2 separate regions of the Homo sapiens genome follow, and region 2 is linked to region 1. The links are chromatin contacts, found by Hi-C or POLR2A ChIA-PET in ENCODE. All regions are on one chromosome and are shown on one strand. Each heading gives the region's core, a stretch centred on a gene start or an enhancer-like site at or near the end of the contact. The rest is flanking DNA. Distances are from core to core; before and after follow the strand shown. Region 1 overlaps ATP9A (ATPase phospholipid transporting 9A (putative)). Region 2 holds the start of SALL4 (spalt like transcription factor 4).

Region 1 (4,096 bases), core at 497-2,996:
CAGGCACGTGTAATCTCAGCTACTGAGGCAGGAGAATCGCTTGAACCCGGGAGGTGGAGGTTGCAGTGAGCCAAGATCTCACCCTTGCACTCCAGCCTGGGCGACACAAGCAAAACTCAATCTCAAAAAAAAAAAAAAAAAAAAAGAACTTAAAGACTTAAAGACACGAAATAATATAAGTGCACAACTCTAGACTTTTAGTGTCTCACATATTTTACATTTTAACATAATTTAATATCATTTATTTTTTAAGTATTTCACTACCATTGAGATTTTTCAGAGCATTCCAATGTTTTCCTATTGAAACAACTCTCTTTAATCGGTTCCATAAGATTTGTTTTTAACTAATTTTTGTGTGTCGTTAAATCTTGTCATTAAACAATAAGTAGAACTGGCATCAAAAGGTCTGATATAAACACTACTGACTTCTGACTTCTTTTTTTTTCTTTTTTAGACGGAGTCTCGCTCTGTCACCCAGGCTGGAGTGCAGTGGCATGATCTCGGCTCACTGCAACCTCCACCTCCTGGATTCAAGCGATTCTTCTGCCTCAGCCTCCCGAGTAGCTGGGACTACAGGCACCCACCACCAAGACTGGCTAATTTTTGTAGTTTTAGTAGAGACGGGGTTTCACCATATTGGCCAGGCTTTTCTCGAACTCCTGACCTCGTGATCCACCCGCCTCGGCCTCCCAAAGTGCTGGGATTACAGGCATGAGCCACTGCGCCCGGCCAACACTACTGACTTCTAGAAAGCACTCAACTAACAATGGCGAGCTGAACTAACCCTCGATCGCTGGTAAGACTTCTGGACTCTCCTAGTGTGAGTATTTCACCCTACTAAGTGAGCATCTAGCATCTAATGGCACCTCATTTTCATAAAATGTGATGCTAAACTCAATTCAGTGACCGGAGCCCTGGCCTGCTAGAGAGAGATCCACTGGCCTCCTTTCATTATGTCTTGGGCTTTGGTCAATACATTTACAGAGAGACTGGAGAACATCCAATTAGATGATTAGAAATGGGTAAAGAGGCCGGACACAGTGACCCAAACCTGTAATCTCAGCACTTTGGGAGGCTGAGACAGGTGGACCACTTGAGCCTATTAGTTCAAGACCAGCCTAGGCAACATAGCAAGACCCTGTCTCTACAACAAACACAAAAAATCAGCCAGGTGTGGTGATGTGCACCTACAGTCCCAGCTACTCCGGAGACTGAGGTGGGAGGAATGCTTGAGCCCAGGCGACCAAGGCTGCTGTGAGCTGAGATTGTGCCACTGCACGGCAGCCTGGGCAAAAGAACAAGACCCTGCCTCAAAAAAGAGAGACAGAGAAAGAGAGAGCGCCGGGCATGGTGGCTCACACCTGCAATCCCAACACTTTGGGAGGCCGAGGCGGGCGGATCACCTGAGGTCAGGAGTTTGAGACCAGCCTGACCAACATGGAGAAACTCCATCTCTACTAAAAATACCAAATTAGCCAGATGTGGTGGCACACGCCTGTAATCCCAGCTACTCGGGAGGCTGAAGCAGGAGAATCGCTTGAACCCGGGAGGCGGAGGTTGCAGTGAGCCCAGTTCGCACCACTGCACTCCAACCTGGGCAACAAGAGCGAAACTCCGTCTCAAAAAATAGAAAACAGAGAGGGAGCGAAAGAAAGAGAGAAATGGGTAAAGAGACGGTCTAATTGGCAGAACGATTTCATGGCCTGAACCACTCTTCTTGCTCCACTAGGGGGCAAAAGGAAAAATGAACACAGACCTGTCGTTTTTCTGGGAGCTCAGGAAGGTATTACTTGAAGGAAGACCGTAAATTCAACGTGGCCCTCAGCGCCAATGAACTTTTCCTTCACCTGAGCTTGCCCCAACTTTCCCAAACATAAATTTACACATTGTCTTTGGTTTTATTACTAAAATTTATGCTGCTGACCTGGCCCAAATGATCACACCCGGGTTCAGATCTTCAAGCTCTAGTTACAGGTTCCCTCTTAAAATCTAACTCATAGAAGAGCATGTGTTTTCATTCTTATTAAATAATAATTGCCTATGTATATGTGTGTACATTAGCAGGACAGAGGACAAAATCAGGGAGATTTCACTAAAAGGATCAGCAGGGCTTTCTCTGGCACATATATTTTCCAAATTTTTCACATGAATTGTTTTTCCATTAAGCGTAAGGTTGCTTTCCTAAGAAGAAAAAAATAATAATTAAAATTAGCTCAAATTTTTAAGTGACCAGACCCAGATTTTTCCCTTCTGCAAGTGAGTGCTGATTTATGATCCATTCATTTGAACTCTGCCTCTCTCTGTCCATCTGTTCTGCCTCAACAAAAACCCCTTTAATCCTCTGTGTTTGCAGAGCAGTTTCTGAGTAACCCCAGCAGGCCAATCCTTCATGCAAACACACCTACTGTACCCAACTGTCCATCAGCCAACAGGGCTCTTGCTCCACCTCTAAGGGAGGAAGCAAGGAGCCACACCATCATGAGGTCACTTGGGATTTTTAGCCACGGTCATTCATTAGCATTGCAGTGTTTTGAGGGGATGAGCCTCGGATCTGCAGCTTGAACAAACACAGATTCCCAGACTCTCCCCTTCTGTTGAGCTACTGCAGAGTGCTGTCAATTTGGACTTCTTGCCCCATGTTGTCTTTTCTTTTGGTGATCAAAAACACGTAGTTTGGCTGGGCACAGTGGCTCCCAATCCTAGCACTTTGGGAGGCCGAGGCGGGTGGATTGCTTGAGCCCAGGAGTTTGAGACCAGCCCGGGCCGCATGGCAAAACCCTGTCTCTATTTTTTAAAAAAGTTAAATTAGGCCAGGCGTGGTGGCTCATGCCTGTAATCCCAGCACTTTGGGAGGCCGAGGCAGGTGGATCATGAGGTCAGGCGTTCGATACCAGCCTGGCCAACATAGTGAAACCCTGTCTCCACTAAAAATATATAAAATTAGCCGGGCGTGGTGGCAGGCGCCTGTAATCCCAGCTACTTAGGAGGCTGAGGCAGGAGAATCGCTTGAACCTGCAAAGGCGGAGGCTGCAGTGAGCCAAGACCGTGCCACAGCCCGGGTGACAGTGCAAGACTCTGTCTCAAAAAAAAAAAAAAAAAAATTAAATATCTATAGATACATAGTTTGGGCCTTCATGCTTCATGGTGTGTGTGTTCGTGTGTGTGTGTGTGTGTGTGTGTGTGTGTGTGTGTGTGCATGTAATGAGAGAAAATACAAATAAAACCAGAATGAAAAGGAGAAAAAGCAGCAAGAAGAAAAGAGATAAAAAAGCAGATACTGTTATTTACATTCCCATATTTACTGGGAGTTTTCCACCAGCCAGGCCCTAGGCTTGGCTGTCAGTATTTGACTAAAATGTCCCTCTCCAAGGAGCTCTCAAGTTGGTAGGGAGAAAGAGGGAGAGAAAAGAGAGACCAAAGTTAGAAGTGAGGAATCACTGGGCATTCAGTGGTCAGAACTGACTCCCAGAATGAAAAAATCGGTAAGGGTGTGGAAAGGGCCCAAAACACATGATTTCTAACTTCACAGCAACCACTATTCTGAGTCTTCTACGAACATTGTTGCAAAAAAGGGGAAGAACAAGATACGGAGAAGTAACCTAACAGAAGGGTTCTTGTCTTCCTAAGAAAGTAACAGCAGAAAGAAAAAATAGCACATTGATAGCAATTATTACCAATCTCAAAAAAGGGCAGGAACTCTCCCTACAATTGATCTGACAGAAAAGAAAATGCCCTCCTAACAGGCCTCCGGCAGGCACACTTCCCAAGCGCTCCTTGGTTTTTTTGTTGTTGTTTTGTTTTGGTCTCATCTTCCCCAGAGACTCCTAAGATGGAAAAAGGACCAATACACTCCCAGCTTGGGCGATGCTTCACTGTTAATGTCTTAAAATTCTTGGTCAGTTTTGTGTTTTTTTAAACTCAAGATCTAACCACCTGATCTTAATACTTTTTGAACAACCCCACCTCCCACCACAATTTTCATTTTTCACTGGGTCCCACAAATTATGTAGCTGGTCCAGAAGGGAAGTAAAAACACCCAATAATATCTTCTTATAAAGTGCACAGGAAAACCTGGCCCTGTCCTAAGAACCGAGGC
Region 2 (3,690 bases), core at 374-2,873, 100 kb after region 1:
ACGTATTATAAACTTGGGAAATGTATTACATTCAGTCTCCGACAAAAAGGCGGGGATACGGAAGCCAAAAAGTGGCGACCGTCTTCTCGGGAAACCCCGGGTATCAGAGATGGTCTCTGAGAGTCCTCCGGGGTTGCCGCGCACACCCGTCTGCTGCAGGGAAATTAGAAAGCAGGCGGGGAGCGGAGCGACGAACAAGGCCGGAGAGGAGGCTACAAATCCCCCCTCCCCCCACGCGCACGCTAAAAACTTATCAGGCGACAATTTGGCGGGCCGGGATGGAGACGAGATAGTGGAAAACCGCCTCGCTCCTAAAACCTCCGCGGTGAAGTGATGAAGTGGGAACAGAGTTGGCCCCGCCGTTCCTGGCGCGGCTGGGGTCCCGAACTCCCCTCGATCTGGGAAACGCTGGCCGCGGAAGCGTGGGCCAGGTCAGCCGCGGGAGTTCGCTCTGGCCCCCCACCTCTCCCCTTTCACACCCAAGCGCAAATGTGGAAAGCCGAGCGCTCCAGAAAAGCCACGCAAAACGGGAGGCCGGTGCACCCCAGTGGGGCTGCCGCGCGCCCGCCACCCCGGCCACTGGGGGCTCGCACCCTCGGGCTTGCCGCGGTTATTTTTAGGAAGTCGGAAATCAAAGATGGCTGGAGGTCAGGCCCCGAAAGGTTAGGGCGAAGATCGGCAGGCGGCGCAGCCCGGGCAGAAAAGGCGAAATCCAGAAAAGAAAAAAATTTTAAAGGGAAACATTGAGCCCTCCTCCCCCACCTCTCTGGGCCCTCCAATCCCCTGCGCAGCGCGGGTGGCCCGCACCCCAGCTCCTGAGGGTGGGGAGAGGTCGCGCCCCCTCCCCCCACTTGGCCCGGGAGGGGCGCGTGCAACAGATCGTCCTCCTCCGGGGGGTCTTCCAGGGGTGCGCCCCTCCTCCAGCCTCCAAGAAAAGCCCCAAGGGGCTGGTGGAGAGGGTGGGGATCCCCCGGGGTTCTTTCTTTTGAGAGCGACGCGAGGGAGGGGGACCTAAGTTACAAGGGGGGGGGGTAACACCAGTGAGGGGAGTGGAACCAATTAAGTGAGGGGCAGAGGACAAGGAGAAGGGAACCTTTCGGGAGCGAGAACAGAGGAGCGAGTGGGGGTCAATTTTACAATTAGGGGAGAAAGCTGGGGGTGAAACTTACACAAGAGGGGAGAAGAGGAAAAAAGTGTGAAATGTGCAAAAGGCGGGGTGGTGGGGAGAGGAGGAGACCTCTCCTCCCGGGCACTGAGCCCCCAAATCTCGGCTCCTGAATTTGCGCTGGACGCCGCCCGCTCCCCGAAGCCTGCGCCCTCGAGGATCCCGCGTACGTCCGGGAAGCTCCCCTCCCCGGGCGGGCGCCCCAGCCCCACTCACCCAGCTCCCCCGCCGCGGGCGCCGCTGGGGCCGCATCTGCAAACTCCGGGGTCTGCTGCTGCGGCTGCTGCTCGCCCTGGTCCTCCTCCGAGTTGATGTGCTGGGGTTTCGCCTGCTTGCGCCTCGACATGGTGCGAGCATCGGGGCGCCGGGAGAGCCGCAGTTATTTGCCCTCTCCGCCACAAATTCCTGGAGTTGGGAAATTTACCCCCCTTCGGCCGGAACGCGCATGTCCCAGTAATTATTATTATCAATAATGCATTGCGATTTATCATGAGCCCTGACAGCTGATTGGCCTGGGTCCAAGACCTCAGAGATCATTTAAATAAGCCCTCATTGATCAGGGAGGGGTGAGGCATTCTGGGCTTTGTAGTCCGGGCCTACTTGTGACAAAGGCGTGTTCATCAGGGGAGCGCAGCTAATTAGCATCCGGGCTCAGATTGGCTGGGGCGGGGACGAAATCAGAGGGGGACCCATCCTTGCTCCAGCTATCTCAGTCCTTGGAGAGGAAAAGAAAATGGGGAGAAATGCGTACTCATTAAAAAGTAGGAGCTTACGTAGAAGTTTTGGAACGGCTTTATTTGGTAGTTACTTGCTCCAAAGATTACTTGGTAAGGTTGATGTCCACCAGCCGAGAAGGGAGATCTCTTCACAGTGGAATATTTTGGCTCAGTTTTCACATCTACACGCACACACATTCCCCCAAACCTGAGATGTGACCCGTGTCCCCTCCCATCTTTTTGATTAAAAATGTTTAAGTTGAGTCTCGAGATAACTGAAGAATGATGAATGGTGGTGTTTTCAGCCCTCCCACCCATCTCAACTCTTAAAGTGAGCTCGGAACTTCCAAAATTTCAGATACCCCACCACCACCATGACTTACCTCCTTTAAAAGCTGATTAATAGCCTCCAGGATTCCTGTTCACAAAGACTGGTTTGTGGTTACAATGCAAACCTTGATTTTTTTTTAACTTCAAAATGACTGGCTACTAAATATAGAAATGGCAAATGATAAGCAAGCATAGTCAGAGATAATATCAAAACAGCAAGCAATTGCATTTTTTTCCCCAGGAGCCATAAATGCCTGATAACATCATATTTTATTACTGAGACAATGCTCTTGCATCTCCCATGGAATGGCAATGGGGCACTGTCACAGTATCTGGTTGTTACTAATCACTATTGGAATTTTTTTGTGCAATACACACATTATTACAGAAAAGGTGTATCGTTCAAAGTGATTGTATCATTGACACATGATGCCTGGAATTTTTTAAAGTGGGGCTTGTGTGTGTGTATATGATATATTACATGTATACACATTTATACCGTAAATTCATGTATACTTAATTTGGCTAACTGCTTTACACAATGTACATGCTCAATAAATGTTAAATGAATGATGAAATCATCAACCTGCTAAGTCTTTGATTGGTCTTTCCATAACTGCTCTGGGCATGCGTCTTTGTTTGGCATTTACTTCATTGTAAGGGACTGTGCAGATATAAACCCTCCCTCCACATTTGTGCATTGCATTCTCTTGATTAGTTATTCATCACGTTCCCAGCTTGTAAACTCATCAGGAATACAAGCAAAATGGAATGCTGGGCTCATCAATGTGTTCACCTGGGTATTTGGACAACCCAAGGCAGAAAATAAATCAGCTTGATCATCTTTTTTATATTCGTGGCCATCAGTAAAAACTTGTTGAAGGAAGATTAACCTTCAATTTTTGAGTCTCTGAAAAAGTCTTGCCTTATTTTATGTATAATATTTAAAGCAAGTAAGACAGAATTATAGCCAACAGCCAGATTGAAAAGGTAAGAATTTGGTTTAATAATACATAGAAGCAGTTTAGAATTCTGATACTGAGTAAAAAGGCCAATTAGCACCTGCCTTGCTGACTAATCTACTAATATTCTCAACACCTTTTCTGTGTAAGATAGTGTGGCAGGAGATCTAACTTACAAATCTAAACGAATGTGCAGTGGGTTTATGGCTCAAAAAATACTATTGGGTTAAGGAAAATTTCATTTATATAGTTGTTTATATTTATTTTAGTAGATGATAGTTGTAACATGTTAGCCTTACTACGAGACAAAATTGTGCCGCTTGACTCTCCAAGTGATAGTAATAATAATAATTGATTGAGCCCCTTGTACATGCCACAGACTGCATTAAATGAATGCACACCGCCTTGTTTTATCTTCCCATGGAGGTTGGCCCTATTGTCCTCTCCATTTTGAAACTGAGGCTCAAAGACATGAAGTGACTTAATTAGAAACTGGCTGAGCTGGTGGTCAGTTTCT

Evidence for each region. Hi-C counts contacts between places; a loop is a spot of excess contacts on that map. ChIA-PET counts read pairs that join two places held with the same protein, here RNA polymerase II (POLR2A). Pooled maps may share reads with other maps.
Region 2: a map of PC-9 shows a loop between it and region 1 (14-fold over the local background). The contact joins the promoter of SALL4 here to the enhancer-like site in region 1. A Hi-C loop is called at or near these places in 7 of 168 maps with a recorded cell type or tissue (A673, Caco-2, G401 and 4 more) and 7 of 50 pooled maps. POLR2A ChIA-PET finds 5 or more read pairs at or near these places in 5 of 52 experiments (Caco-2, H1, HEK293T and 1 more).

Annotation. Positions count from the first base shown.
Region 1 is chr20:51,699,210-51,703,305 of GRCh38, forward strand. All of the region lies in intron 4 of ATP9A (ATPase phospholipid transporting 9A (putative)), which reads right to left. Among named protein-coding and RNA genes, the nearest start is that of ATP9A, 67 kb to the right of the region's middle. RefSeq lists a silencer at 2,261-2,555 and enhancers at 2,266-2,766, 2,767-3,267. Within about 2 kb of position 1,747, at least 3 of the 41 ENCODE cell types and tissues checked have a DNase peak (open chromatin) inside an H3K27ac peak, as active enhancers do.
Region 2 is chr20:51,800,898-51,804,587 of GRCh38, forward strand. SALL4 (spalt like transcription factor 4) reads right to left here and starts at 1,624. Exons shown (of 4, transcript NM_020436.5): 1 at 1,382-1,624. The coding sequence starts at 1,511. RefSeq lists enhancers at 43-685, 1,329-1,970.